3 separate regions of the Homo sapiens genome follow, and regions 2 and 3 are each linked to region 1. Evidence: chromatin loops called from intact Hi-C (ENCODE). Cell type or tissue: mammary epithelial cell. All regions are shown on one strand. Links, peaks and the distances in the headings refer to the core of each region. The heading gives the core; the rest is flanking DNA. Region 1 overlaps ZNF609 (zinc finger protein 609). Region 2 overlaps ZNF609 (zinc finger protein 609). Region 3 overlaps TRIP4 (thyroid hormone receptor interactor 4).

Region 1 (11,425 bases), core at 491-8,490:
TATAGTGTAGGATCAAGGAAGATCTCTGCTCAAAAGAGGTGATGGAGATCTCTAACCTCTCTGATAGTTAAACAGAGACCCAAAGGGATAAGCAGGAATTAGACAGGTGATGGGAGAGAGGGCAAAAGGCTTGTGCCAGGTGAGAGAATAGCATAATCAAAGGCTAAGTGGTAAGACTAATCTTGAGGCATGAGAAGAACTGGAAGAAGTTCACTATGACTGGAGGAGGAGGAATAGAATGGTAAGATGAGGCTGGAGTGCTATGGGGTCAGATAGTAGAAGGCCTTAAAAGCCTTGTTAAAGGATTTGGATTTCATCCTAACATCTGCAGAAAACTATTGTTAGACTTTTTAGTGGATTACAGTGATTGATTTTTGAGTTTTTGAAGAATTACTCTTGATGTCATCTGCAGAGTGGATTGGAGAACAAGATTGGAGGCATTTAGGAAGCTGTTAGCATAGTTAGCAAGACAGCTGGACCAGAATAGTATTAATAGGAAAGGAGCAAAGTGGGTAGATTTGAGAGAATAGAAGTTCAATTGATAGCATCTTGGTAATTGATACCATGTTGGGAAGAGATTGAAGAAGAAGTCGAGAGTCATGTCCAGATTTTGGGCATGAACCAAGCTGTTCATGGAACCACTTACTCATAGGAGGGAACACTGAAAAGGGGCAAGTTTGCAGGGAATGATAATGAGTTTAACTTGGGACATGTTTTGAGGTGCTTGCACTGCCTGTGCTGGGGATAATGTAAGCAAAATAGATTTGGTCCTGCTCTTTCTAGGGCATACGGTTTAGTAGGGGAGATAGAATGGAATCAAACAATCATATGCACATCTATCATTTTACACTATTAAAATTATAAAAGTGAAAGTTATAGGATGCTGAGAGCCTATAATTAGGAACTGAACCATTCTTGGCGGGTGCAGGGCGGGGGGCGGGGGGCGGGGGCGGGTCAGGGAAAATATCCGTGAAGAAGTTTGAGTAAATATCTGAAGGATAAATGGTAGTTAATTTGGAAGAGGGAGTTGAATGAATGAACAACCAAGTAGAAATGTCTCTTGAGGACTGGATGTGTGAGAGAGAGAACTGGAAATCTAAAGATTTAAGAGTTTATTAATGTGAACACATAAATGGTAATTGATGCCATAGAAGTGAGTGCACTTACCCAGGAAGAATGTGTCTGTATTGAATGAAAGGGGCTCAGTATGGGTCACTGAGGAACACCAAGAAGGTAGCTACCTTAGTTGGCATATTGGGAACTGCTTCCTTGTGTCCTAGAGAGAATACAAAACCCACAGCTGGGAACATATGTCTATACAAACATTTTAAAATCCACTGAAAGAGGTTATAGAACTTGCTTGGTTCTGTAGTTAGAATTGGTTTTATTGGATTGAGGCACACTTTGAGGAAAAGTTCGTTTCTCATGCCACTTATGAACAATGGAAGAGTGATCTTTGCTTTTTATTTTAACCATTTGCCATATTTTCCCTGCCTGGCATCATCACTCTCAACTTTTTTAGTTTTCCTTTTTTCTTTTTTGACCTAATTTTCAGTTATTTAAACTCTCAACTTCTAATAGTATTAAAGTGAAAGCATAGATATTGTAATCAGGCCTATGTTTGAATCCCAGCACTGACTGCCATTTAATATATATAGGATCTTCTGCAAATTACCTCTCCGTATCTCATTTTCCTTAGATTTTATATGGTTTTAATTTAAAAGATCTAAAAGTACACTGTAAATGCACAGTATATGGAGGTTATAGTATAATAGTTACAGGTCAGCAACAAATGTTTGTTCTATTTTCCTTTCTCCTTGCAGCCTCTCTTGTCTTTCCAGGCAGGTGAGTAGTTTCATCTGTGATCATTTATGCTCTGTACCACCTCCTCATGGCAGTATGTTACAGCAGCTTTTCTACCAGAGCATAAGGAGTCTTGCATTTTTGTGGTAAAAGTCCTTTCTGGAGAAGCAGTACAGGAAGGTTTCTGGGTTGCTATAACCAGGATTTTTCAACAACAACACTATTGGTATTTGGGGCTAGGGTAATTCTTTGTTGTTGGGGTGGTCCAGTTTATTGTAGGATGTTTCACAGCATCCATACCTTTATCATATTCGCTCCAAGGTAAGACAACCAAAAATGTCCCCAGACACTGCCAAATATCCCCTGGAGGGCAAAGTTTTTATTTGAGCACTATTTGCTAAAATATTGTTGTGGATGCTATTTACATAACTGTGTGTTCAGTTTATGAAAATGCAGAGTTGTACATATATGATATATGTAGTTTTCTGTTGTGAATGTTGTTTCCGTAGAAAGTAGAAAACCAAAGGCAGTTAGAGAGCCAGGCTCCCTAACCTGTGTCTCAGTTTTTATTATCCCCAAATCTCTATTTTTCTTTTTGTTTTTTTATTCTCGTTTTCTTAAATTTTTGGCTAATATTTTTTTTCCCACACGTTCTGGTATTCTCCCCAAATCTCTAAAAGGTGAGGTGAAATTAAGGGAGAAAAGGGTTCACAATAGAATGGGAAGACAACAAAAAGTAACCGAGAAACTGACTTCCAAATGTCTCTTCAATTCCTAGCTGTTAGGATATGGAATTCAACCTAGGGAAATTTCTATTACAAGATTTCAGAAATAAGCTCTGAGTACGGGACAGAATTAAATTATCAGCCGAAGAGATTATTTTATTATCTTTCTTCCCACCTTCTCTGCTACACTGACAGCAAAGGAGAGGCTCACCTGATTTTCGTCACTTCAGCTGTTACCTTTACCTGATGGCCACTGAAGTTATTTCTGAAAGTGTTCGCTTTTACTTTTAATTTAAAATCTTTCCGTTCTTCTTTACTTTGTACAGGTGGGTAGAAAGTCCTTCCATATTAGATAATGTTGACTACCCCCTGAGAATGTAGTCCCCAGAGAAATCCTTGGATAGCACTCAAGCTGGAAGCAATAGGTTAAGTAACCCACGTCCATGTCTTAAGAGGAGTCCAAGATAAGATCCCATTTTGAAGTTTGAAAGATCCTGTAAAGGGAAGGCAGACCTTGGGCCAAGCAGCCTTTGAGGTGGTAACCAGCTCATAAACAAGAGCTGGCATGTGCCAACAAAGTCTCTCATCCTGGCTCCAGAGTTGGCTGAGGAGAGAAATTTGTGGAAGCCTCTGTAAGTGGAGGATTGTTCTTGGCTTTGGCTTTTGTGTGGCTGGATATGGAGTAGGGAGGGAGCTTGGACCTGGTCTCTGGGGTGTAGGCATTTCCCTGAGAGGAGGATTTTTTTTCCTTTCCTTGTTTTATTTTTTCCTCCCTGTCCTTCCCTTAGTGTTAACATTTCAAGGTACAGGAAATGATTGGATACTGATTGTTTTATAACTCTCTTAGGACAGCCTATTAATATTCTGCTGCCAAGACGACAGTCAGGAGGAATTTAGGTAGAATCAAGGCTCATAACCTTTATGAAAATACCCTAAGCAGGGAACCTTCAATTTATTTTGAAGTGTTTGAGTTTTACTAAAAGCCCATCATTGCCAGTGTGGTTTTTTAAAATGGACAGCCATAGTGGCTAAGGAGACCAGTAAGACCTGGAGTTGGCAGCAGAGTGAGCCTTCTGAGGAAAAAAGGAAGAGGAATATTGGTGTGGGAAAGAGGTGCAGCTGTGCCACTGGATCCCTGTCCCTTCATTATTCTTTACTGGCCCTGGCAGCTGTCAAAGTTTGCTTAATAGAGTTGTGGGCTGGAGATTGTTTCTTAATCCCTGTATAGGAGTACCAAGCTCCAGCTGTGTTATCTAGGCTCTGGGGCCCTAGCACTTGGCCAACTAATGCTGAGGCATCTGGTGACTCGAGACAAAAGCCTATTATGTCAGAGAGAAGATTGGGCAAAGCACAAGCATTGTTATCTCTAATGCCCCCGGGGCAAACTCTGTACTTGGCAAGTGAGAATGCCTTGACCTTGTGAGTTTACAGCAACCTGTCCACTCGGTTTTCTGTTTCTTTGAGATTATTTTCTACTAACGAGGTTTCAGCATTCTGGCATTGAAATCTATAAGTGCTTTATTGTAAAGAATTTGGAAAATTCAGAAAAGTAAAAGGAAGAACATAAAAATTGTACTTCATTCTACCAGATTCTTAAGAGAAGAATTTCTTTAATGTTGTGGAACTGGCTGAGATTATTGGTTCAGGACTGGCTTGGGCATGATCTATACCTCATGAATCTCAACTCTGTCCCTTTAAGCATCTTTAATTTTCCCATTAGAGATCTGAACTGGTTTGGCCCTGCTTGGCTAGATTTTATTACAATTGATGTGATCTCACCCTGGAGTATGAAACTCATCTTCTTTGTTTAGCTTTTTATAACTTATCTCAAACCAATTTTTTATCTTCATTTGTGATTGTCTTCAGAAGTCTGGGTGTTTGTTTTTTTTAAACTGATGGTGGTGAGTATGTAGGGAGAGAGTAGTTTTGCAATTTTTAAAGACTTAATGTTGACCTGCTTTCTTCTCTTTGGAAAGAGGTGTCTGTGATGTCAGTTAACATAATTTGCTTTCGTTGATGAGCTTGCTCAAGACATAAGCTTATGAGATTTCTAGTTGTATAAAAAGAAAAGGGCTGTCTTTCATGTTTTCTTTTCCTTGCTGGAGTAGCATTTTAGTTAAGGAAGTTGCACAAAAAGAAACCCATCTTTTTTCTGTGTAATTTTCTATATGGATTTCTATGTTGACCAGTCTAGACCTTTTGTCTATTCGATGTTTACATAGATGTTTAGATTTAACTTTTAATACATTGTGGTTAAAAAAAAAAAAAAAGGAAATTTTGGTGCAATAGAGAAAAGTATTTTGGATTTATTTATTGTTCCTTTTAAATGTTAAAATGAGGCAGGAATACAGTACTTGCAGCCTATTGTCTAAGAGTACTCTTTGACATTTATAATATCAGGTATAAGCATTTCCAAAAGAGATCTTCCTTAACATACCATACCCTTAATGATCTTTTGACAGGACAGAAATGGGGAGAGATGTTAGCAGGGTATATTTTAATTTATATTCTCCAAAAGTATACATCCTATACTATGATGAATTATTATAGATTTTATTTTCATGTAATATGGACTCCCTTGCATAACTGGAGAGAAACAGCTTCCAATTAAAGTAATTATGCTAGCAGCTCTGAGACTACTCTTTGGAACTGTTGTCAGCACTTTGGTTTGAAGAAATCAGACCAGGATTGACTGCCTAATAGTAGGCTTTTACCAAGAGCCTGACATAAGAATTTCAGGAAATCTAGGAAAATCTTTGAAAATCTGCTATATTATAGGCCGGGCACAGTGGCTCAAATCTGTAATCCCAGCACTTCGGGAGGCTGAGGCGGGAGGATCAGGAGTTCGACACCAGCCTGGCCAACATCGTGAAACCCTGTCTCTAAAAATACAAAAATTAGCCAGATGTGGTGATGCACACTTGTAATCCCAGCTACTTGGGAAGCTGAGGTGGGAGGATCGCTTGAACCTGGGAGGCAGAGATTGAAGTGAGCAGAGATCACGCCACTGCACTCCAGCCTGGGCAACAGAGCAAGACTCCATCTCAAAAAAAAAAAAGAAAAGAAAATCTTCTATGTTATAAACTTAAATTTCATGTGAATGGAAGATTGAGAAATGATGGCTGATGGCCTAAGCTCTGGGTAGAATTTCAACTTTTTGCATGTTTATCAAATGGCTTTAATGTTCCTGCCTTTTCCTGGTTATTATTTAAAAAAAAGTAATGTTTCCAGAAACCATTTAACAACTGATAACTGGAAAATTTTTTGGAAGAGGTTAGCTAGACAGGTTATACGGGTTTTTTTTTTTTCCTCATACAGTTTTTTTAAAAATTGAGAAATAATTCATGTTTTCTTTTTTTTTTTCAGTATACAATTCAGTGGTTTATACTATATTCACAAACTGTGTACCCATCACATCACTAATTCCAGAATATTTTCATCTCCTCAAAAAGAAACCCTGTACCCATCAGCAGTCACCCTAATTCTTCATTTTACTTAGCCCCGGGCAGTCTACTTCTGTCTCTCTAGAAATTTCATGTAAATGGAATCATACAATCTGTGGCCTTTGGCCGGGCGCAGTGGCTCACGCCTGTAATCCCAGCACTTTGGGAGGCCAAGGCAGGCAGATCACAAGGTCAGGAGTTCGATACCAGCCTGACCAACATGGTGAAACCCTGTCTCTACTAAAAATACAAAAATTAGCTGGGCGTGGTGGCACATGCCTGTAGTCCCAGCTACTTGGGAGGCTGAGGCAGGAGAATTGCTTGAACCCGGGAGGTGGAGGTTGCAATGAGGCAAGATTGCGTCATTGCACTCCAGTCTGGGAGACAGAGCAAGACTCCATCTCAAAAAAAAAAAAAAAGGGGGGGGCCTTTTGTGTCTGACTCCTTTCACTTAGCATAATCTATTGTAGCATGTATCAGTACTCCATTCCTTTTTATGGTTGAATAATATTCCATTATATAAATATACCACATTTGTTTATCCATTTCATCAGGTGAGGGATATTTGGGTTTTTTCCTTATTTTGACTGTTAATGGATAATGCTGCTATGAACATTCATATACAAGTTTTTGTATGGACATATGTCTTCAGTTTTTTTTATTATATACCTAGGGATAGAATTGCTGGATTATGTGGTAACTCTTTGTTTAACTTTGTTTGGAGCTGGCAAACTGTTTGCCAGAATGTAAATGGCTGTGCCATTTTACATTCCCGCTAGCAGTGTACAAGGATTCCAATTTCCCCACACTTTCAACAATACTTGTTATTGTTCATTTGTTTAATAATAGCCATCCTGGTGGGTGTAAAGTGGTATCTTGTGGTTTTGACTTGGATTTCTTTAATGACTAATGATTCAGAACATCTTTTCATGTGCTTATGTGCTTGTATATCTTCTTTGAAGATATCTGATTCTTTGTCAATATTTTAATTAGGTTCTTTGTAAGAATATATTCTGGATACTAGTGTTTTCTAAGATTTTTATGGTTATAGCTCTTACATTTAGGTATTTGATCCATTTTGAGTTAATTTTTCTATATGGTGTGAAGTAGGGATCCAGCTTTAGTCTTTTACATGTACATATGCGGTTTTCCTAGCACCAATCGTTGAAAAGACTATTCTTACCCCACATTGAATTTTCTTGACACCCTTGTTGAAAATTAATTGACCATAAATGTATGGGTTTTTATCTAGACTCTCAGTTTTGTTCCGTTGATCAACATATCTATCCTTATGGCAGTATTACAATCTTGATTACTCATCTTTGTAGTAAGTGTTGAGAATTGTGAGTCTTTCAACTTTATTCTTCTTTTTGAGATCGTTTTGGCTATTCTGAGTCCTTTGCATTTCCATACAAATTTTAGGATCAGCTTGTCAATTTCTGCAAGAAGCAGGCTAGGATTTTGATGGAGATTGTATTGAATCTGTCAGTCAGTTTGGAGAGTTCTGCAATCTTAACAATAAAAAATCTTCCAATCCATGAACATGAGATGTCTTTCCATTTATTTATAACTTCTTTAATTTCCATCAATGATGTTTTGTGGTTTTAGTGTACAAATCTTGCCCTTTTTCTTTTTTTTTTTTGAGACAGAGTCTCACTCTGTCCACCAGGCAGGGGTACAGTGGCACAGTCTTGGCTTGGATCACTGCAACCTCCACCCACCAGTTTCAAGCGATTCTCCTGTTTCAGCCTCCCAAATAACTGGGACTACAGGTGCACGCCACTAAGCCCAGCTAATTTTTTGTATTTTTAGTAGAGCTCGGGTTTCACCATGTTGGCCAGGCTGGTTTCCAACTCCTGGCCTCGAGTGATCTGCCTGCCTAGGCCTCCCAAAGTGCCGGGATTACAAGCATGAGCTACCACGCTCAGCCCTGTTTTTTCTTTTCTTTTTTTTTTTTTTTTTAAGCCAGTCAAATTTAGGGGTTGTACACCAAAATCTTGCACTTCTTTTGTTAAATTTATTCCTGAGGATTTTATTCTTTTAGATGTTATTTTAAATGGAATTGTTTTCTTGATTTCATATTTGGATTATTCATTGCTAGAGTACAGAAATACTATTGTTTTATATGTACTGATCTTGTATCTCACCACCTTGTGGAATTCGTTTGTTGGCTCTGATATGATTTTTGTGCATTCCTTAGGATTTTCTATATATGAGATCATGTTATCTGCAAATTGAGATCCTTTTACTTCTTACTTACAACCTCGATGTCTTTTTTCTTTATTTCTTGTCTAATTTTTCTAGCTATAACCTCCAGTACAATGTTGAATAGAAGTGGCAAGAACAGACATCCTTAACTTCTTCACTGATTTTAGGGAGTAACTTTCAGTCTTAATTATTAAATATGATGTTAATTAACTGTGGACTTTTTTATAGATGACTTCTATGAATATGGGATTTTTTTTTTTCTTAGAGATGGGGTCTTGCCCTGTCACCCAGGCTGGAGTGCAGTGGCACAATCACAGCTTACTGCAATGGCATAATCACAGCCCACTGCATCCTTGACCTCCCAGGCTCAAGCAATCCTCCTGCCTCAGCCTTGCAAGTAGCTGGGACTACAGACACATGCCACCACATGTGGCTATTTTTGTTGTTGTTTTTTGTAGACACAGGGTTTCACTATGTTGCCCAGGCTGCCCAGTCTAGTCTCAAACTCTTGGGCTCAAATGATCATCCCACCTCGGCAATCCCAAAGTGCTGGGATTACAGGCATAAAGCACCGTACCCAGCCCAATATGAGATTTTGAAGGGAACATTTATACTGTAGTTAGAGATTTTAAATTATGTTGATATTTTTCAGAACAAGATAATTCTTGAGGAACAGGTGAGGAAGGAGGCTGGAGAAACCTCTGGAATGTAAAGCACACAAGATTGAGAGCACCTAGCTTCTAGTGTCCATTCCCCTACTTAAGCTGAATAACATTGGAAATTCTGTTTAATTCTTTGGGCTTCCTTCATTCATGCTTTCTGTTCATCACATATTTATTGATCATCTAGTTTGCCAGGTATTTTGAGGATGCAGGGTTAAAAGACTAACGGCTATCTGAGTCGTTGTCGTCAGATATCAGCTACACTCCATTTCCAACGTCTTTTTTTTTTTTTTCTTCTGTAAAGATGGAGGTGATGGGCATATTTGATTTGTGGGGACATGTTACGGCCCTGCTTATTTTCAGAGTTCAGTATATTCTCAGTGTTAAGACCAGCCTTACACATAAGATGGCATGAGTGCTACCTATGTGTCAGTCTCTTACACAATTATTATTTCAAAGTACTGTAGTTATAGCAGTGACTCCCAAATATCCATTCCCTGCCCTGACATCTTTACTAAATTTGACCATGATTTCCAGTTGCCTAACAGATTTCCTTGCTTAGTTGTCCCAAATGTACTTCAAATTCACAAAGTTCAAAGAAAAATCATAATTTGTCCCTAAAGTCCACCTCTCTCCATTCCTTTCTCCAGTACTTTCTCAGTGTTAGTACTGGGAATACTTCTGCCCAGTCACCCAAACTAGAAACTTGTGAGTCATCTTTGATGCCTTTCCCTCACTGCTCACATCTGGTACATCACAAAGGTTCTTTAAGAGACTATCTCCTGCTTATCTCTTGTAACTTCCCCTCTTTATACTTGTTGCCACTTCCTTTGTTCAGACCCTCATCATTTTTAACCTGGACCAAACTCTACTCTTACCCCCTTTCTTTCCCACTTGTCATTCAGGATCCAACTTAAATATCACTTTCTCTTTACAGCATATTCTTGTTAGCCAGTTGCTCAGACTTCCGAATGAAGTTAAACACCTATTAATTTTATAGAAATATTGAATATTATATAGGGGTTAATAGCACAAATTATAGAATTATGCAGGCTTGAGTTTGAATCCTGGCTCCTTTTTTTTTTTGAGTTGGAGTCTCGCTCTGTTGCCCAGGCTGGAGTGCAGTGACGCGATCTCGGCTCACTGCAACCTCCACCTCCTGGGTTCAAGCGATTCTGCTGCCTCAGCCTCCTGAGTAGGTGGGACTACAGGTGCGTGCCACCACGCCCAGCTAATTTTTGAATTTTTTAGTAGAGATGGGGTTTCACCATATTAGCCAGGCTGGTCTCGAACTCCTGACCTCTTGATCCAGAATCCTGGCTCTTTTTTATTGGTGGGGGTTTTAAAAAAATTTATTATTATTATTATTATTATTATTTTTAATTTTTTGTGGGTTTTTTTATTGTTTAATTTCTTGTTTGTTTGTTTTTTGTTTTTTTGGCTGAGCACAAGGCACTTTATTGATGGTACATGACAAGGTGGGGCACCCTAGGCCCCTCCCTCTCCAAGGGGTCTGCATGGAAACTGTGAGGAGGGGAGATTCAGCTTGGTGGGGGACTGATTATGGCAGGGACTCCCCAGCAGTAAGAGCTTCTGTCTTCCTCTCATGCTGTCGCTGGGCTGGTGGTCCAGGGGTCTTACTCCTTGGAGGCATTGTGGGCCATGAGGTGCACCACCCTGTTGCTGTAGCCAAATTCATTGTCATACCAGGAAATTAGCTTGACAGAGTGGTCCTTGAGGACAATGGCTGCCCCAGCATCGAAGGTAGAAGAGTGGGTGTTGCTGTTGAAGTCGAAGGAGACCATCTGGTGCTCATTGTAGCCCAGGATGCTCTTGAGGGGGCCCTCCGATGCCTACTTCACCACCTTCTTGATGTCATCATATTGGCAGGTTTTTCCAGACGACAGGTCAGGTCCGCCACTGACACATTGGCAGTGGGGACATGGAAGGCCATGCCAGTGAGCTTCCCGTTCAGCTCAGGGATGACCTTACCCACAGGCTTGGCAGCGCCAGTAGAGACAGGGATGATGTCCTGGAGAGCCCTGCAGCCATCACGTGACAGTTTCCCGGAGGGGCCATTTATAGTCTGGGTGGCAGTGATGGTGTGAACTGTGGTCATGAATCCTTCTATGATACCAAAGTTGTCATGGATGACCTTGGCTGGGGCGCTAAGCAGTTGGTGATGCAGGAGGCATTGCTGACGATCTTGAGGCTGTTGTCATACTTCTCATGGTTCACGCCCATCACAAACATGGGGGCATCAACAGAGAGGACAGAGATGTTGACCCTTTTGGCTCCCCCCTGCAAGTGAGCCCCAGCCTTCTCCATGGTGGTGAAGACACCAGTGAACTCTACGACGTACTCAGCGCCAGCATCACCCCATTTGATTTTGGAGGGATCTTGGTCCTGGAAAATGGGTGATGGGGTTTCCATTGATGACAAGCGTCCCGTTCTCAGCCTTGACGGTGCCATGGAATTTGCCATGTGTAGAATCATACAGGAACATGTAGACCATGTAGTTGAGGTCAATGAAGGGGTCATTGATGGCAACAATATCCACTTTACCAGAGTTAAAAGCAGTCAT
Region 2 (11,425 bases), core at 1,411-9,410, 110 kb after region 1:
TATTCATCATTTTTTACCAAAAATTTCCTTCTCTTTCCTTCTCTGTTTCTCTTCATTACACCTACATTACCATCCTCCTAATTTTCTTTTTTCTTTTTTTTTTTTTTTTTGAGACAAAGTCTCGCTCTGTTGCCCGGGGTACAATGGCCTCCACCTACGGGGTTCAAGCGATTCTTCTGCCTCAGCCTCCCAAGTAGCTGGGATTACAGGCGCCCACCACCACACCCAGCTAATTTTTGTATTTTTAGTAGAGATGGGTTTTCACCATGTTGGCCAGGCTGGTCTCGAACTCCTGACCTCAGGTGATCCACCCGCCTCGGCCTCCCAAAATGCTGGGACTACAGGCATGAGCCACCATGCCCAGTACCATCCTCCTAATTTTCTAGGCTCAAACCTCCCTAGTCATCTCTTGACTCTTCACTCTTCATCTCTGTATAATTTTTTAGTGGTTTCTCTAGGAATTACAGTATATATATTTAACTTTTCACAGTTTACTTAAAATTAGTACCTCAAGTGGAATGTAGAAATCTTACTACCATATAAGTCCCTTGACTCTCCATTCTTTTTTCTTTTTGAGATGGAGTTTCACTGTCTCCCCCAGCTGGAGCGTAGTGGTGTGATCTTGGCTCACTGCAACCTCCGAGAAGAAATGGAGTTTCACCGTGTTAGCCAGGCTTATCTCAGACTCCTGGCCTCAAATGATCTGCCTGCCTCAGCCTCCCAAAGTGCTAGGATTACAGGCATGAGCCACTGCACCAGGCCTTACTCTCCATTCTTTTGTTTTCTTTTTTGTTTGTTTGTTTTGTAAATTATTTTATTTCTTCCATGATGATTTAGAGGCACTGTCTTCAAACCAATACAAATATTTCATAAATAATATTTGGCTGTTTTCTAACCAGTTGAGTAACTTGTTGCACAATAAGCTACTTCACATCTTTCAGCAAGAAATACATTAAATTTGAGTAGTAAAGACATTACATAATGAATTAGGACACAATTAAAATTTGCTTTAAATATTTTTTTAGGGGAGAGGACACCACACTTCTACTCAATGAAGAGAAACATTTTTACAGTCCTGAGGTCTTTTATTTTTTTAACACCCATTATGCTGTGAATTTGTAGGGAAGAGGTTCCAGCAGTTCAGGCTCCTTCCCATTGGTTCTCACAAAGTGTGCTTCTCTGGGTAGAGGCTGCTGCTTCAGGTGAACCCAGATGCCTTTCTCTTTGGCTTCTTTCTTTTTCTGATCATTTTTCCTTCACATGTTTCAGGAAGCTATCTTGGCTTTTAGAGAGTGAGTGCTTAATGTGCTGAATACACACATTAATTCTCTTGGCAAGAATCTTGCCCTTGTTTGTTTACAACAATGCCAACAGCGTGCTGGGGGACACTGTAGACTCTTCCAGTTTAGCCGTGGTAACACTTGTGGGGCATTCCTTTTTGAACAGTACCCATTCCCCTGATGTCTACAATATCACCTTTCTTATAGATTCGCATATACATGGCCAAAGAAACAACTTCATATTTTCTTTTCTTTCTTTTTTTTTAGACGGAGTTTCGCTCTTGTTGCCCAGGCTGGAGTGCAATGGCGCAATCTCGGCTCACCACAATCTCCGCCTCCTGGGTTCAAGCGATTCTCCTGCCTCAGCCTCCCGAGTATCTGGGATTATAGGCATTCGCCACCATGCCCAGCTAATTTTGTATTTTTTTTTTTTTTTTTAGTAGAGACGGGGTTTCTCCATGTTGGTCAGGCTAGTCTCAAATTCCTGACTTCAGGTGATCCCCCTGCCTTAGCCTCCCAAAGTGCTGGGATTACAGGCATGAGCCACCACACCCGGCCACAACTCTATATTTTCTAAGAGACCTAGAGAACATATATTGGGTGCCTCTCTTCTTAACCTTTGTGTTTGTCCACTGGAAGATGGCAGTTCTGGCCGAAAGGCTCTCCATTATTTATGTTGTAGTTGTCTTACAGTAGCACATTGCCTGCTTTTGTATGGCTTATGAGCTAAGAATGGCGTGTGTGTATATATATATATTTTTTGAGACAGGGTCTTGTTCTTTCAAGACGGGAGTGCAGTGGCAAGATCACTGGCTCACATACAGTGGCACGATCATGGCTCACTGCAGCCTCAGCCTACCAGGCTCAAGTGATCCTCCCACGTCAGCCTCCCAAGTAAGTAGGACCACCAGAGCATGTCACCATGCCTGGGTAGTTAAAATTTTTTTTTGGTAGAGACAGTGTCTTATTACATTGCACAGGCTGATCTTGAATTCCTGGGTTCAAGCAATCCTCCCGCCTCACCTCCCAAAATGCTGGTATTACAGGCATGAGCAACCACACCCAGCCTCTATTTTTTAATAGTTGAAAAAATGCAAAATCCAACAATATTTGTGAGGCATGAAAATTACGTGGAATTCAAATTTCAGTGTCTATAAATAAAGGGTTTTTTGTTTGTTTGTTGTTTTTATTTTATTTTTTATTTTTATTTTTTTGAGACAGAGTCTTACTCTGTCACCCAGGCTAGGGTGCCGTGGTGCAATCTTGGCTCACTGCAACCTCCACCTCCTGGGTTCAAGTGATTCTCCTGCCTCAGCCTCCCAAGTAGCTGGAATCACACGCCTGGCTGATTTTTTTTGTATTTTTAGTAGAGATGTGGTTTCGCTATGTTGGCCAGGCTAGTCTGGAACTCCTGACCTCAGGTCTGCCTGCCTTGGCCTCCCAAAGTGCTGGGATTACAGACGTGAGCCACCATGCCTGGCTGTTGTTGTTTTTGTTTTGTTTTTTTCAGATAGAGTCTTGGTTTGTTTCCCAGGCTGGAGTGCAGTGGTGTGATCAGTGGTGTGATCATGGCTCACTGCAGGCTCAAGTGATCCTCCCAGTTCAGTCTCCCAAGTAGCTGGGACTACAGGCACACACCACCATGCCCAACTAATTTTTTTTGTTTTAATTTTTTTTTTGTAGAGATGGGGTCTCACTATGTTTTACAGGCTGGTTTCAAACTCCTAGGCTCTAGCAATCGTCCTGCCTCAGCCTCACAAAGTTCTGCGATTACAAGTGTGAGCCATCACACCTGGTCCATAAATAAAGTATTGTTTTGTTTTTTTTTTTCTGTAACCTATTAGAAGTGACACGTTTTGTTTTGTTTTGTTTTGTTTTTTGACACAGGGTCTCACTCTGTTGCCCAGGCTGGAGTGCAGTGGCGTGATCACAGCTCCCTGCAGCCTCCACCTCCCAGGCTCAAGTAATCCTCCCACCTCAACCTCCCAAGTAGCTGAGACTACAGGCATGTGCCACCCCATCTGGCTAATTTTGTATTTTTTGTGGTGACAAGGTATTGCCATATTGCTCAGGCTGGTCTCAAGCTCCTGGGCTCAAGTGATCCGCCCACTTCAGCCTGCCAAAGTGCTAGGACTATAGGCGTGAACCACTACACCTGGCCTATAATATTTTCTTACGGAAATGAGATCTCACTGTGTTGCTCAGGCTTGTCTTCAACTCCTGGGCTCAAGCAATCCTCCTGCCTCGGCCTCCCAAGATGCTGGGATTACAGGCGTAAGGCACTGGGCCTGGACCCATAAATAAAGTTTTATTGGAAGACAGTCATTCTCATTTAATGTATTTTGTTCACATTTGCCCTACAGTGGCAGAGTTGAGAAGCTGTAACAGAGACCATGTGGCCTGCAAGGCCCAAAATATTTGTTATCTGGTCTTTTGTTGAAAAAGTTTAGCCAGGCATGGTGGTGGGCGCCTGTAATCCCAGCTACTCGGGAGTCTGAGGCAGGAGAATCGCTTGAACCCGGGAGGTAGAGGTTGCAGTGAGCCGAGATAGTGCCACTGCGCTCCAGCCTGGGCAACAGAGTGAGACTCCATCTCAGGAAAAAAAAAATTATTAAAAAAAAAAATGTTTACCAATCTCATGCCTCGTATAGCCACCGTGCCTGGCCAAGGGTCTGAATGTTTAATTTTATTTAATTTAAATTTAAATAGCCATATGTTAACTAGTGGCTTATGGTATTGACAGCACAGGGGCTAGATCTTTAAAATATATATACACAGACATGCATATATATATGTGTGTGTGTGTGTCTGTGTGTATATACTCTGAGATGGAAAGAAGAGTAATTGTGTGGGAGTATGAAGAGGGTGGGTAAGTAGCTGACATCTAAACAGACCCATGGTGACTTCTGTGTACTCTGGCCCCTGTTACCCAGGAGAACATTCGGCCCTACTTCAAACTCTGTGGTTGAGCCCTTTGCTTTGGTCTGTGGGCTGCAGTTTTCTCATTATCAGAGTAATAGGCTATGGTTTTGCTTAGCAGGAAGTTAGTCTGCCTGTGGTAGCTCCGCTGAGAACCTGCCCCAGCTATTCTTCATCCTCATCTGATTGCAGATCCCAGCTGTGGGCTTTTATCCTTTTCACTAAAGGGAAGGGGCTCTCCATTAATCTTCTTTCATGGAAATGGTAACCTTGGTAGTTACTCTTGGTTTTTCCTGTGTGATTTTGATGTAGAAAAGTATGTGTGTGAACTGTGAAATATCTAATTTTAGATATTTGCACTAGAAAAGTAAGGTGGCATTCAGCTATTGGTTTTTCTTTCTCATATGCTATAATTAATGCCCCTTCACCTTCAGTCTTGCCCCAGGCAGTACTCACCTAGAGGAGAGATGGGGCACAGTAACAACCAAGCTTTCTCCACTGTTTAGCCAGTTGCATACTAGCTTGAATCCCGAAGAAATAGCTCTACCAATAGCACAGTCATAAAGAGCCTAGCAGCCATTGTCTGACACCACAAATCTTCATAGCAACAGACCACCACATGGCAACAGCAGCCACACAAAGGAAACATTAGGGAAATCAGTACCTACTTTCTCCCACCCCTCCCCCACCAAAAACAACAGCCAACACATTCCCACCTAGCAGCTTACTCCCAGAGGATACTTTAGGGCAGTGACGTGTTTATATACCTTTGTGGATTGTGTTATATGTCCACTGTCATACATTTAAATCCTGAAGACCTTGGGAAAAATTTCAGTCACCGGCTTTTTTGAGTTTCATTTTGCAAATGGCAAAATAGACTAATCTCCAGGGGAGAAAGAGAGTCTCCCTTTGTGCATGCTCACACACCTCCTCCCTCCCCCAAGCAAAGCACAGTCAGGCAGTATATATAGGTGACTAGGCTGTGAGCTTGCCAGATAGGTAAGGTTGTTTGCAAATGAGATTCTTTTTATATTTCAGTAACAAAACCCAGACCTATTTTGTTATCAAAATCATCCTGATACTTAGGAATTTAGTTGAGTGATACCTAGGCAATAAATATCTTACTGGTATTGCCTGGGATTAATCATTAGCCCTAACTAACTTAGCTTTGAAGTGTGATTCAAAGGGGAAAAAGTCCTATTTGAGAGCCTTGGTGTTTTCTTGCTCTGTTAATAAGGTCGTTTGACTATCTGGGCCTTAATTTCCTTATTTGTAAAATGAGGAGGTTGGACTACATGATCTCTATGATCCTTCTAGCTCTGATATTTACAACTCTGTAATCATTTATGTGGAATAGAAGAGGGACTTGTCTTTGTTAGTCATTGGTTGTGATGAAATCTGCTGGAAGATGTTGAGCCCTCTGGTCTTAGTGCTTACACTGCTAAAAACAGGTCCTGGCCCTGCCCTATTTGATAAAGCTGCTGTAACAATGATAGGCAGAAGCTATTAACAAAGTTGGCAACTAGCCTTTTCTCCCACAGCAGTAGTTTCAGACTAGTTCAAGCAGAGCTTTGCTCCCAAGCTATTGCTACTGAGGCTGCTGCTGCCTCTTAATGATACCGGTGAGAACTAACTCCATTTCTCTCTTTAACTCGCTCTCTCTCTCTCTGACTACTCTGAAACAAGGGGCTGTTCTCCACCTCTTCTGATACCTCATTATTCCATCTCCCTCAGGCTTTACAGAACAAAGAAATCACAGGGCATCAACTTTATAATTTAGGCAGCTGGAGATAATTTCACCAGGATAGGGTGGGTAGGTAGCTGATTCCTCCTGGCATTAGGCAGCATTGCTAAGTGGCCTTGTGTTTTGTCTGCCAGGCTTAAGCTTTGTTAGGCCCATTCAGGCTTCTCTGTATTTCAATTAAATTATAGTGGTAAACCAAGCCCATGTACTTTCAAAGGGGTAGGGGTTAGGAAAAACAAGAAAAGTATGTCATTTATAGGCCCTGCTACTCACTAATTGCTCAAGAAATTTTTGTTTAATCTACTATCCCTGTGCTTACTCCTGCCAGATCCTTTATTTCCTTTAGTTGCTGCCTTCACGGCCTTCTCCATAGCAACAAGCTATATGACAAAAAGGCTATGGTGAGAAATTGAGCAGTCACCCCTCCCCGAAGTTGTACTCTGTTTTCTCCTTAGGGTATCTAAAAGCAGCCCAAAAGACTGCTGTCAAATAATTTTCTACCCCCATTGAACTCATAATCAAATGAAACTTTTAACCCTGAACTAATTTGGTGAACAACCTGCATTCTCCTTATTTGACTCTGATTATCCCTACCTTTTGAAAATTTTCTAGATCATTCAATATACTTGAAATATTGTGCATATTCTCATTTATGAAGCTCCCTTTTGCTTTTTAGCTTTCAGCTTACTCCTTAGAATTATACAGAAAATCTCCTGGAATGAAGTATGGAGAAAGAGTAGATGAAGAAAGCGAAACCCTCCCCTTTTCTGCCATGTGCTGTTGCCTTAGATACTAGACTAGTCTTCTGCCCTAGAGATTGGGCAAGCTGCCTGAAGTATAGAACTGGCCTGCATCTTGGCTGATCCTGGCATAGCCTAATCTGTTATCCTTTGTTATCTTCCCAGCCACTTGTCTACAGGAGTCACAAACCCAAAGGTTTTGTTTTTGTTTTATATTAATAAGTCTTACTGAAAATAATATAAACATGTACGCAAATTCTACGTGTGCAAGTCTGCATTTTCGAAGTGAACACACCATGTGATACCAGCACCTAGATGAGGAAACACAGTATTGCCAGAACCCCAAAATCTCTTTCATGCCTCCCTTCTAATAGCTAGCCCTTCTCCCCACCCCAGGTAACCAATCTCATTGTTAATACCATAGATTAGTGTTACCCATTTTGAACTTCATGTAAATAGAATCATTACAGTATGAGCTTTTTTATGTTGAGCTGTTCAACATTGTGCCAGTGAGATTCATCCATATTGTTACATGTTGTTAAACTTTGTTTATTTTCATTATAGTATTCCATTATGTGAGTATACTGCTACTTATTCAGTTGTTGATGGCATTTGGGTTATTTGCAGTTTGAGGCTGTTATAAAAAGTGCTGCTGTGAAAATTCTTGTACATGTCTATTTGGGACTATATATACATATTCCTATCTATCTATACTTAGAAATGGAATTATTGAATCATAAGGTATGTGTATGATCAACTTGAATAGACATCACAAGTTTCCCAAAATGTGTAAACCAATTTACATTCCTACTTCCAATGTATTAGAATCCTGATTGCTCTGTGTTCTAGCCAACACTTGACCTTATTTGTCTTTTTCATTTTAGCCATTCTGGTGGTGTGTAGTGGTATCTCATTGTGGTATTAATTTGCATTTCCCTGGTGAGTAATGAAATTGAGCATCTTTTCATGTGTTCATTGGCCATTTGGAAATCTCTTTTACGAAGTGTCTGTTCAAGTCTTTTGCCCATTTTTGGATTGGGTTGTATGTCTTTTTCTTATTGATTTGTATGAATTCTTTGCATATTCTGGTTATTAGTCCTTTGTGAGATTTATGTAATATAAATATCTTCTGTGTCTTAACTTTTCTGTTAATGGTGTCTTTGTCTTCATTTTTATGTAGTCTATTTTATCTTTTTTAAATTTTTTGTTTTTCTTTTATTGTTAGTGCTTTCTGTGCCCTGTTTAACAAAGTTTTGCCCATCCCAAGATAATATATTCTTCTATGTTTTTTCTGAGAACCTTGTTTTATATATATATATATATATATAAAATATATATAAAAATACATATATATATATATGTATTTACATCCACAATCTATCTGGAATTTATTTTTGTTTAGGATGTAAGTTGGAAGTCAAGATTCTTATTTTTTTATATGGATATCTAATTGGCCCAGCACCTTATCAAAAAGACCATCCTTTCCCCCATTGCACAGCAGTGTCACATTTGTCGTAAACCAGTTAACCTGTGTGGGTTTATTTATGGGTTCTCTTCTGTTCCATTTATACATTTACGTATTCTTGTGTCAATACTACATTGTCTTGATAACTACAGCTTTGTAAATCTTGTTATCTAGTAGTATAAGTCTTCCAGTTTTGTTGTACTTCTTCAAGATTGCCTTGGCTTTACTTGGCCTTTTGCATTTCCATGTAAATTTTAGGATCATCTTTGTGAATTTTTACAGAAAAAAAAGTGCTGAAATTTTGATTAGGATCTACAGATCAATTTGGAGAAGACCCAAAGTTTTATCCTTTTACTTAAGCTAGTAAACTCAGCAGTTACTGAGGGAGAATTGGGGGGAGGGGGGATCAGAGCAAGTCACTGATATCATTTAGGGATCTTGTTTAAAATATATGTTAGCTGGCCAGGCACCATGGCTCACACCTGTAATCCCAGCACTTTGGGAGGCTGAAGTGGACAGATTTCTTGAGCCCGGGAATTCAAGACCAGCCCGGACAACATGGCGAAACTCCATCTCTACAAAAAGTAGAAAATTAGCCAGGCTTGGTTGCAAGCGCCTGTGGTCTCAGCTACTTGGAAGGCTGAGGTGGGAGGATCACCTGAGTCCAGGAAGGCTGAGGCTGCAGTGAGCTGTGATTGCACCACTGCATTCCAGCCTAGGTGACAGAGTGAGGCCCTGTCTCAAATAAATAAAATAAAATTAAATTAAAAAGTTAGCTATCTCCTGCTCCTATTCTCAATCAGCATGTTCAAGATGGAGCTTGGAACCAGGTGCAGTGGCTCACACCTGTAATCTCAGCACTTTAGGAGGCCAAGGCAGAAGGATCATTTGAGCCCAGGAGTTTGAAACCAGCCTGGGCAACATAGTGAGACCCGTCTTTATTTAAAAAATAAAATAAATAAGATGGAGCTTGGACTTGCCTATTGTAAAAAATGCTCCCCAAGAAATTATGGTTTGCTGCCATCACCACTGTTCTCCACCAACCCTGTTTGAGAACCACTGACTTAGACTGCAGTCTAGCAGCAATTCAGTGAGGCTAGTTAAGGTAAAATCTGACTGATTTAATCAACACCACATCTGCCTTTGGGGCTGTATTAATTTCCTGGGCTGCTGTAACAATGTACCAAAAACTGAGTGGCTTAAAACAACAGAAAGTTATTATTTCACAGTTCCTGAGGCCAGGCATCTGAGATCAAGGTGTTGGCAGGACCATCTGTCTCCTGCAGCTCTAGGGAAGAATTCTTCTTTTCTTCTGCTCTTTGCTGGCAATCCATAGTGTTCCTTGGCTTGTAGCTGCATCATCCCAGTCACATGGCTGTCTTCCCTCTTTGCATATCTGTGTCCAAATTGCTCCATTTTATAAGGACACCAGTCACTGGATTAGGGCAGACCCTAATGACCTTATCTTGATAACTTGATTGCCTCTGTAAAGACCCTATTTCCAAATAAGGTCATATGCTGAGGTACTAGGGGTTAGAACTTCAATATACCTTTTTTTGGCAGGGGAAGGGTGGGACAGGGACACAGTTCAATTCATAAAAGGGGCAAATGAAAATTTCAGAATAATTATTGTCACAAGTTGGAGAGAGAAGATTTTCTAGAAATGTGCATAATAATGAGAGACATTGCTTCCCAAAGTCAGTCTGAGCAGATCATCCACCCTCTGACCCCAACTGTTACTGGGTTGAGTTCCTCTTTTTTTGCTTTGTTTTGTTTTGTTTTGTTTTTTTGAGTCTCTTTCTGTCGCCCAGGCTGGATTGCAGTGGCGCAATCTCAGCTCACTGCAACCTCCGCCTCCTGGGTTCAAGCGATTCTCTTGTCTCAGCCTCCTGAGTAGCTGGGACTACAGGTGCCTGCCACCACACCCAGCTAATTGTTGTATTTTTTTTAGTAGAGACAGTGTTTCACCATGTTGGCCAGGATGGTGTTGATCTCCTGACCTCATGAGCCACCGTGCCTGGCCTCCTCTCTCTTTTTTTAAATCTACTTATTTTATTTTACTTTTTGTAGAGCTGAAATCTCACTTTGTTGCCCTGGCTGGTCTTGAACTCCTGGGCTCAAGCAGCCTCCCATCTTGGCCTCCCAACATGCTGGGATTATAGGCATGAGCCGCTGCGTCAAGACTTGAGTTCCTTTCTCTGCATTACTATTTACCCTTCCTTGGGTAAATACACTTGTGCTTTCTTTTTTTTTTTTACTGAGAGTGAAAGGGTGGTTCAGCTCTACTCTGTTAACAAACTCTGAAACAGTCAAGTAGAGGTTACCAGAAAGAAAAATAGGTTTCAGCAGTTGGCAGCATACTAGCCTCTGGCTGAAGAAGGCCAAAAGGAAAAGTGCCTCGCATAAGCCAAGCCTAGTCATATTCTTATCCTAGTTCCTTCTGCTAGGTCATAAAGCAGTAAAGCTGTGGACAGTGGGATTCCTTCTCAACCCCAGGCAAGTATTTTTTCAAAGCTGTTCCATTGAGATGATACCATCTTTCTTATTCCTAGTGGTTTTCAGAGGACTCCAGCTGTATAGCCAAAGGCATGATGACCTTTGCTGAGCCACCTTCTCCAGCCATGGCTGCAGGATATGGTTACCTCAGCAAGAGGAAAGGAAGGATATACGATTTAAGGGTGTGGTGAAACAGCCTTTGTGGCACTTATGCAAAGTTTCCCTAGTGTAAGAATGTATAGATGGGAGGAGGAACTGTGTCAGATTTTTTGCATTTCTCCCATCTTTCCCATTTCTCCCATTTGCACACCCCATCCCCACAGTGTGGGTGTGAAGTGGTTTACATTTACTGGTTATTCCACTTTGGCCTTCTCTATCCTGTACTAGTCCTTTTCCTGCCTATAGTTTTAGCAGTACCAGATCTGAATGCTCTTCAAATTGACACTTGCTTAATAATGGTTTCAGCTGGCTCTCTAATAATACTTTTGCCTGAAATTCTGTTGAGAGAAAATACTATGGTCATGTGAAAATGGTTCCAGGATGATGGGTGTTAGTTACACTTGTGCTTTCTTTTTTTTTTTTTTTGAGATGGAGTTTCGCTCTTGCTGCCCAGGCTGGAGTGCAATGGCATGATCTCGGCTCACCACAACCTCTGCCTCCCAGGTTCAAGCAATTCTCCTGCTTCAGTCTCCCGAGTAGCTGGGATTACAGGCATGCACCACCACGCCCGGCTAATTTTGTATTTTTAGTAGAGATGGGGTTTCTCCATGTTGAGGCTGGT
Region 3 (8,000 bases), core at 1-8,000, 92 kb before region 1:
AAATCCAAAACAGGAAAAGTCCATCCTTGAAGCACAAACAGTCTTACCTATCAGTATGGTTTTCCTGTTCTTTGAACAGTTGCTTTAGATAATAGGGCTTCCACCAGTGTGCTGAAGAAAAAGAGCTTCAGTTTCATTTTTCCCAGCAAATTCTCTTTTTCAGACTTACTTACCTTTCATTACTGTTATTACTGTCTACTGTTTTCCTTTACTGTTCCCAGCCATTTTACCCTCTCTATTCTTTACTCTTTATTTATTTTTTTTGGAAACTGGGTCTCACTCTGTCGTCCAGGCTGGAGTGCCAATCTTGGCTCACTGCAACCTCTGCCTCCTGGGCTTAAGTGATCCTCCCACCTCAGCCTCCCAGTAGCTGGGACTACAGGCACCACACCACCATGCCCAGCTAATTTTTGTATTTTTAGTAGAGACAAGATTTCACCATGTTGGCGAAGCTGGTCTTGAACTCCTGGCCTCAAGTGATCCACCTGCCTCAGCTTCCCGAAGTGCTTTGATTATAGGTGTGAGCCACTGTGGCCAGCCTACTGACTGATTTTAACTAACACTTGTTATCCCTCTAGATTTATGTCTTTCATTTCCTTGTGAGTTACCTCCTCTGCCTCCTCTGATTATGTGTGTGAGTACAATGCATGCATTTTGGTGTGAATTTTGAGTTCTAGCGTTTTGTTCTTCCCTTAGTATCTGATCCAGACCTAGGCAAAACCATAGACACATGGAGGCTATCCCCCACACTCTTGTGCCTGCACTATCCCTCTGAGCTTTTTGCCCATTTTTTTCAATGTCTACTTTCTTCCTCCCCCCTCTTTTTTTTTCCCCCAGTCTAGAAGTAATATTATAAAAATACCTTACACTGGTGTAGGCTTTACAGTTTTAGAGATTCACAGTCGTTAACAGCTTAGTATAACATACTGCATTATGTTTTCTTCCTGGGATATGTATTTGCGTTCTAAAAGAGAACCCAGGAGCATCTGGCAATGTGGATGATGGTTTTTGGCAAGCGGCCTTGCTTTATTTTCTCATCTATTGATCAAGCAAACTACCACCTGATACAAGGTCAAATGATTTCAATCTCTAGATAGCCAATCTTCTTTGTGCCACAAATTTGTGTAGAGAAGGGTAGGAAACTATAATCCTGATCTATGGAATACTATGAAGGTTACAGGAATTAGAAATCTAATTAAAACAAGTCTTGTTGATTTCTGAAGGATACCTCTTTTTCATGATACTTCTCCTTTAACTTATATTGTATCTCATTTCCTGAGGTTGCTTTGAACAGCATGTAGAAGTGCAGGAATCCTCCCATATGTTTCCAGCTAGAGGTGCTGGCAACTCTCTTTATGAATGTCTCTGATATATAACATTAAAATATAACAGAAGCCACTAGGCTTCATCAGACATGGGAATCCCATACCCATTTTCCCTATGGTTGGCTTTTCTGTAACTTTTTCCCACTGTTTCTTTTTTCTTTTTTTTGAGACGGAGTCTCACTCTGTTGCCCAGGCTGGAATGCAGTGGTGCAATCTTGGCTCACTGCAACCTCTGCCTCTCAGGATCAAGCGATTCTCTTGCCTCACCCTCCTGAGTAGCTGGGATTACAGGCACATACCACCACACCTGGCCATTTTTTTTTGTATTTTTAGTAGAAGCAGGGTTTCACCATGTTGGTCAGGCTGGTCTCGAACTCCTGACATCAGGTGATACACCCGCATTGACCTCCCAAAGTGCTGGGATTACAGGTGTGAGCCACTGTGCCTGGCCTCCACTGTTTCTTTTCTGTGTTTAAGGGTAGCATATGAATTTATTTAGAATTGATGTTAGCCCTATTTTTATCTTATTTATTGAGTAAAGAGTTTATCAGTTTTAAAAGTTGTAGCTTTTGGGTTGGGCGTGGTGGCTCATGCCTATAATCCCAGCACTTTGGGAGGCCGAGGCGGGTGGATCACTTGAGGCTAGGAGTTCGAGACCAGCCTGGCCAACATGGTGAAACCCCGTCTCTACTAAAAAACTACAAAAATTAGCCAGGCGTGGTGGCAGGAGCCTGTAATCTCAGCTTCTGGGGAGGCTGAGGCAGGAGAATTGCTTGAACCTGGGAGGCAGAGGTTGCAGTGAGCCGAGATTGTGCCACTGCACTCCAGCCTGAGTGACAAGAGCAAAATTCTGTCTCAAAAAAAATAAAATAAAAATAAAAAAAGAAATGTAGTTGTCTAATCTATTATACCAGCCTCATTCTTGTTTTCTGAATGAATGAGTTGAGAGTTTAGGAATAATGGCTCTTGACTAGCATTTACCAAACTATTCCATGGCATAGGTGTTCTCTGAAACACAAATTTGGGAAATACCTTTGGATTAAACAGATCTGTTTACTGTAGAACATCTCAGAGCCCTTAATATGCTAGTGTGGATTATGACTCTCTATGAGGTGGATATAACATGCAGTGTTCTCAAAACTTTGAGCATAAATTAATCCCCCACCCAAACATGCACTACCTATTTACATACTACAGAACTGGTATCATGGTATTTACAGTTTAGGAGTGTTAGTCTAAGTATGCTTGATTTTTCTGTATTCTCATAGGTCAACTCACTGAGAGAGAACCATCTAGGAAGTAGTTTCCTAACTGTGACCTGTGCCTTCCCTTCAGTATCTCCATATTCATTTATCACCCAGTTGAATTGCATTTTCTTTGAAAACTAATGTGGATCTAGTAATTTTTACTTCAACTGAAACTAACTTCCTGTGTGACTTGGACCACATTTTGCCTTTACATGCTGTTCCTTTTTCTTTTCCCCCCAAAATTCAGTAATTTACTTCTGACCTCACATTCTTGGCCTTTCTTTGATAAGTTAAAATACACTAAACCCTCACTATTTTTGGCATAGTGTGATCATTTAGTCCTCTTAAAAAAAGAAAATCGAAAAGGTTTTGTTAGTGGTTGTTTTAAAATCAAGTGCACTACACTGTTAAATGGCTTTAAAAATATGTGCTTTCTCCTGAGCCATGAACTAGTCTTCCTTTTTATCTTCTAAGATTAGTATGGCCAACATGACTAATTTGTGCCAGAAAAAATTCCTCTAGATCCTCAACCCTCCTGAGTAATGGCAGAGGATCAGCCTAGAGAAGGTAGAAGTGATATAGAAAAGGCTATGGGTTCAACTCAGGGTAAAAAGGTAGATGAGAGCCATCTCGTTAAAGCTTCTCCTGTGATTCCCCTGGAAGGAGCCCATGCTGTTTGCCAGCATTTTATCTGCCAGCAGCAGATGTAAGCTCTCAAAAACAGCAGGGAGGATGTTGACTGCAACAATGCATCAAGGCTGTGGTTTGTAACCTCAATAGTAAGGCAGTTAAAACTTTTTTTTTTTAACAAAGACATTTTGATTGCCAAATCCATAACCATTAGCAGCTGTGGTTTGAACAGTTCTCTAGACCTAACAAGTTTTCAAACAAAAAGTTGAGTTGGTGGCTTTTGTTTCTACGTGTCTGTGTTGTGTTTGTGCTATTTATATCCCTGCCTTCAATAGAAAATCTGATTTGTCTGAAATCTCCAAGGTCATTGATTATTCTATTTCTTCTGAACTGAATCCATTCCTTTCCTGCCAGCTTACTGACCCTTTAGTCTATTTGATCTTACAGCTTTTACAATAGCCAAGACCCTATCTTCAAGGAATTATGCTGAAGCAGTTATACTGCTGGGTGCCTGTTTCCAATAATTGACGGCAGTAGACTTGTAGTCTTCCAATAGGGAAGAGAATATTACTTCTTCCTTTTTCTAGAAAAGTATCTTCAGGATCTAGGAGAATTTGCTGGAAGAAAAGTAAGCAATTTTTAAAACTTTAAAAAAAAAAGAGTATCCAAGCAACATAGATCTTCAGGAAGATTCCAAGTATCACTTCGTTTGTGGAAATCATCAGCTTCTATCACCAATGAATTGTCTGTGAGTCTGAGAGATGAGAAATTAGAAAATGAAGGATTTAATAGTCAGTATTCAAACCAGGCACTGGAATTCAAAATGCAGTCCACAAATTCTCTTTTAAAATATGTGAAAATGTCCTGTCTGTTGTACTGAGAAAATCTGCCAATATATAGACCTCAAAATATTCCGATAACAGCCCTCACGATGAGGGCTGTTATCTGAGACTCAACAAGAAGAAAAATTGTTATGTTACTAACAACTAGCTTAACCCTGGACAATTCATTAAAATCACAGCTCACTTGAGTGAGATATAGGGAATGTAGTTTTGGAATTCTCTTGAAGACTGGAACATTGACAGGCTGGGCACGGTGGCTCACGCCTGTAATCCCAGCACTTTGGGAGGCGGAGGCTGGTGGATCATGAGGTCAGGAGTTCAAGACCAGCCTGGCCAACATGGTGAAACCCTGTCTCTACTAAAAATACAAAAAAAAATTAGCTGGGTGTGGTAGTGGGTGCCCGTAATCCCAGCTACTTGGGAGGCTGAGGCAGGAGAATCACTTGAACCCGGGAGGCAGAGGTTGCAGTGAGCAGAGATTGCACCACTGCACTCCAGCCTGGGCAACAGCGTGAGACTCCATCTCAAATTAAAAAAAAAAACAAAACTGGAACATTGACTAGAGTTTCTAGATCAAAACAGACTGTCTTTAGGGTTATTTGCAGTCTGGGTATTAAGTACCCACTTAAATGGTTTCAGAAACCATTTATATTATATATATATATATATTTTTTTTATCCAAAGAGCATTGTGTTTTCTTTTTTTTTTTTTTTTTTTTTTTTGAGACGGAGTCGTACTCTGTCGTCCAGGGTGGTGGAGTGCAGTGGAGTGATCTTGGCTCACTGCAACCTCTGCCTCCTAGGTTCGAGCAATTCTCCTGCCTCAGCCTCCTGAGTAGCTGGGATTGCAGGTACGCACCACCACGCCCGGCTAATTTTTGTATTTTTAGTAGAGACAGGGTTTCACCATGTTGGCCAGGCTAGTCTTGAACTCTTGACCTCGTGATCCGCCTGCCTCGGCCTCCCAAAGTGCTGGGATTACAGGCATGAGCCACCATGCCTGGCTGAGCATTATGTTTTCTGTTGTACTTATCCTGAAGAGAGATGGGAAATATTACCACTTTTCCATGTATTTAGTGTTTTGGTTTTCATCTGAAAATAAACATGAAATTCTTAAGATTTTCATATATATTTATTCATTAATAAATACTTGAGCCAGGCGCAGTGGTTTACGCCTGTAATCCCACCGCTTTGGGAGACCGATGCAGGCGGATCACTCAAGGTCAGGCTCTTGAGACCAGCTTGACCAGCTTGGTGACCATCTCTACTAAAAATACAAAAATTAGCTGGGCATGGTGGCGCACCCCTGTAATCCCAGCTACTTGGGTCACTGAGGCAGGAGAATCACTTGATCCTGGGAGGCAGAGGTTACGGTGAGCCGAGATTGCGCCACTGCACTCCAGCCTGGGTGACAGAGCAAGACTCTGTCTGAAAAATAAATAAATAAATACAGCCGGGCGTGGTGACTCACACCTTTAATCCCAGCAGCTTGGGAGGCCAAGATGGGCGGATCACAAGGTCAGGAGATCAAGACTATCCTGGCTAACATGGTGAAACCCCTTCTCTACTAAAAATACAAAAAATTAGCTGGGCGTCGTGGCATGCGCCTGTAATCCCAGCTACTCGGGAGGCTGAGGCAGGAGAATCTCTTGAACCCGGGAGGTGGAGGTTGTAGTGAGCCAAGATTGCGCCACTGTACTCCAGCCTGGGCAACAGAGCAAGACTCCATCTCAAAAATAAATAAAAATAAATAAATAAATAAATAAATAAACACTTGAGAGCCTATTATAAATCAGGCACTGTTCTAAACACTAAGAGAAACAAAAGGATGAATCAACTGTAGATTCTGTCCTCAGATGTTTGAAAGACTTCTAGGTAGATATGTATATAAACCAAATATAAAATAAAAAGTGAACCTAACTGTCTTAAAAGAAGTAAAGACTGTCTCTGAGAAAAATAAAGGAGGGAAAGCTTGCTTCTAGCTGGGAAGGATCCCAAAAGACTTTATTTAAAAAGATGGTTTTGAATTAGCTTTGAAGGATAGTAATGAAATCTATCACTTTTTGATCAGTTATTATGTGCCACATTCATCATGCTATTTTCTAATCCTTATAATAATTCCAAGCAGGGTGTCATTTCCCCTCCTTTAGGGATGAAATATCATCCCTAAAGTGTCAAGAGAGTTCAAATAACTTGTGTAATGTCCAGGGTGAGGAGTTCGAGACCAGCCTGGTCAACATAATGAAACCTCATCTCTACTAAAAATACAAAAAAAATTAGCCAGGCGTGGTGATGTGCACCTGTAATCCCAGCCACTTGGGAGGCTGAGGCAGGAGAATCACATGAACCCAGGAGGCAGAGGCTGCAGTCAGCTGAGATCGCACCATTGCACTCCAGCCCAGGCAACAGTGCGAGACTCCATCTCAAAAAATAAATAAAAAATAACTTATGTAATGTCAGTTAATGGTAGAGTTATGATTTTGCTGTTCAAGTGTTTCTACTGAGATGGTAGAAAAGCATATTACAAGGATGAGGAGTAATGGGAGCAAAGGCACAGAGGTGAAGTTATCGGCCTCTATGGAGAATAATGGCAAACCAGTTCATTGAAAGAAGAGTGTGAGTATAGAGCAAGCTTGTCCAAGCTGTGGCCCGTGGGATGCATGTGGTCCAGGACGGCTTTGAATGAGACCAAACACAAATTTGTAAACTTTCTTAAAACATGAGATTTTTTGTGTGTGATTTTTTTTTTTAAAGCTCATCAGTTATCGTTAGTGTATTTTATGTGTGGCCCAGGACAATTCTTCCAGCGTGGCCCAGAGAAGCCAAAAGATTGAATACCCCTGGTATAGAGGAATAAGCAGCAAACAAAAAATGAAATGGGGAGTCTCTCTGAAACTAATCTGCTTCTGGGACTGCCCAATTAAAAAAAAATTAAAAAGGGCTGGGCACAGTGGCTCACACCTGTAATCCCAGCACTTTGGAAGGCCGAGGCAGGTGGATCACCTGAGGTTAGGAGTTCGAGACCAGCCAGACCAACATGGAAAAACCCCGTCTCTACTAGAAATATAAAATTAGCTGGGCGTGGTGGCGCATGCCTGTAATCCCAGCTACTCAGGAGGCTGAGGCAGGAGAATCACTTCAACCCAGGAGGCAGAGGCTGCAGTGAGTCGAGATTGTGCCATTGCACTCCAGCCTGGGCAACAAGAGTGAAACTCCGTCTCAAGAAAAAAAAAAAAAAAATGAAAAGGTAGGTTTGTTCAGATGATAGATAGTTTTGAATGATAGGCATTCAAATCTATCAAATGATAGACATATCAGTTGTGGGATGGGAAAGAGTGTTTTGAAGTTTTTTTGAGGCATTAACATGATCTGAGGCTTGCTTGAGGGAAAACTAATTTGGCAGAAATGTGGAAGATGGAGTGGAGATATTCTGAAGATGGGAAGACCAGTGAGAAGACAGTTGTAGTCCAGGATAGAGATGTTTGAAAAATATGTTCTAGGATAATGCCAATGAAATGAGGCAAGACAGGAACAATGATGCAAGGGGCTTTATGTAGGTAGAATCAATTACTGGATATGATGCCTTCATTTTACCTTTAAGTAAACCAAGGCTTAGAGAAAGTGGTCTATTTGATCTAGAAAGAATATGCTGTAGTGTCGCTATCTACTTGGAATCTGTTCAGGACTCCTTGGTTTGTCATCTAGTCTACCATGTAAACCAAGTGGCAACTTATCTTCTAATTTAAGATATTATTGGCCAGGCATGGTGGCTCACGCCTGTAATCCCAGCACTTTGGGTGGCTCAGGTGGGCAGGTCACTTGAGCCCAGGAGTTCGAGATGAGCCTGGGCAACCTGGTGAAACCCCGTCTCTACAAAAAATACAAAAATTAGCTGGGCATGGTGGCATGCACCTGTAAACCCAACTACTAAGGAGGCCGAGGTGGGAGGATCCCTTG

What was found. Peaks named below come from ENCODE experiments on the same cell type or tissue, not always from the same donor. Only the 100,000 strongest peaks of a DNase experiment are listed, where the experiment ranks them.
Region 2: a loop joins it to region 1, with 2.0 times the contacts of the local background. A loop is called at or near these places in 2 of 110 quality-filtered maps.
Region 3: it touches region 1 in a loop (2.8-fold over the local background); 2 of 110 quality-filtered maps call a loop at or near these places.

The regions. Positions count from the first base shown.
Region 1 is chr15:64,518,189-64,529,613 of GRCh38, forward strand. All of the region lies in intron 2 of ZNF609 (zinc finger protein 609), which reads left to right. It also overlaps the pseudogene GAPDHP61. Among named protein-coding and RNA genes, the nearest start is that of ZNF609, 63 kb to the left of the region's middle. RefSeq lists an enhancer at 10,499-11,365. In mammary epithelial cell, for the core only: no CTCF peak of the experiment used is centred there; DNase peaks (open chromatin) are centred at 3,113, 3,843 and 6,793; H3K4me3 peaks cover 138 bases; H3K27ac peaks cover 2,584 bases.
Region 2 is chr15:64,630,006-64,641,430 of GRCh38, forward strand. The region is part of intron 3 of ZNF609 (zinc finger protein 609); the gene reads left to right. LOC101930091 (a long non-coding RNA gene) reads right to left here and starts at 597. Exons shown (of 5, transcript XR_007064678.1): 1 at 509-597. It also overlaps the pseudogene RPL21P15. In mammary epithelial cell, for the core only: no CTCF peak of the experiment used is centred there; a DNase peak (open chromatin) is centred at 5,646; H3K27ac peaks cover 1,412 bases.
Region 3 is chr15:64,427,136-64,435,135 of GRCh38, forward strand. The region is part of intron 11 of TRIP4 (thyroid hormone receptor interactor 4); the gene reads left to right. Among named protein-coding and RNA genes, the nearest start is that of ZNF609, 29 kb to the right of the region's middle. RefSeq lists enhancers at 2,879-3,390, 3,391-3,902. In mammary epithelial cell, for the core only: no CTCF peak of the experiment used is centred there; a DNase peak (open chromatin) is centred at 3,346.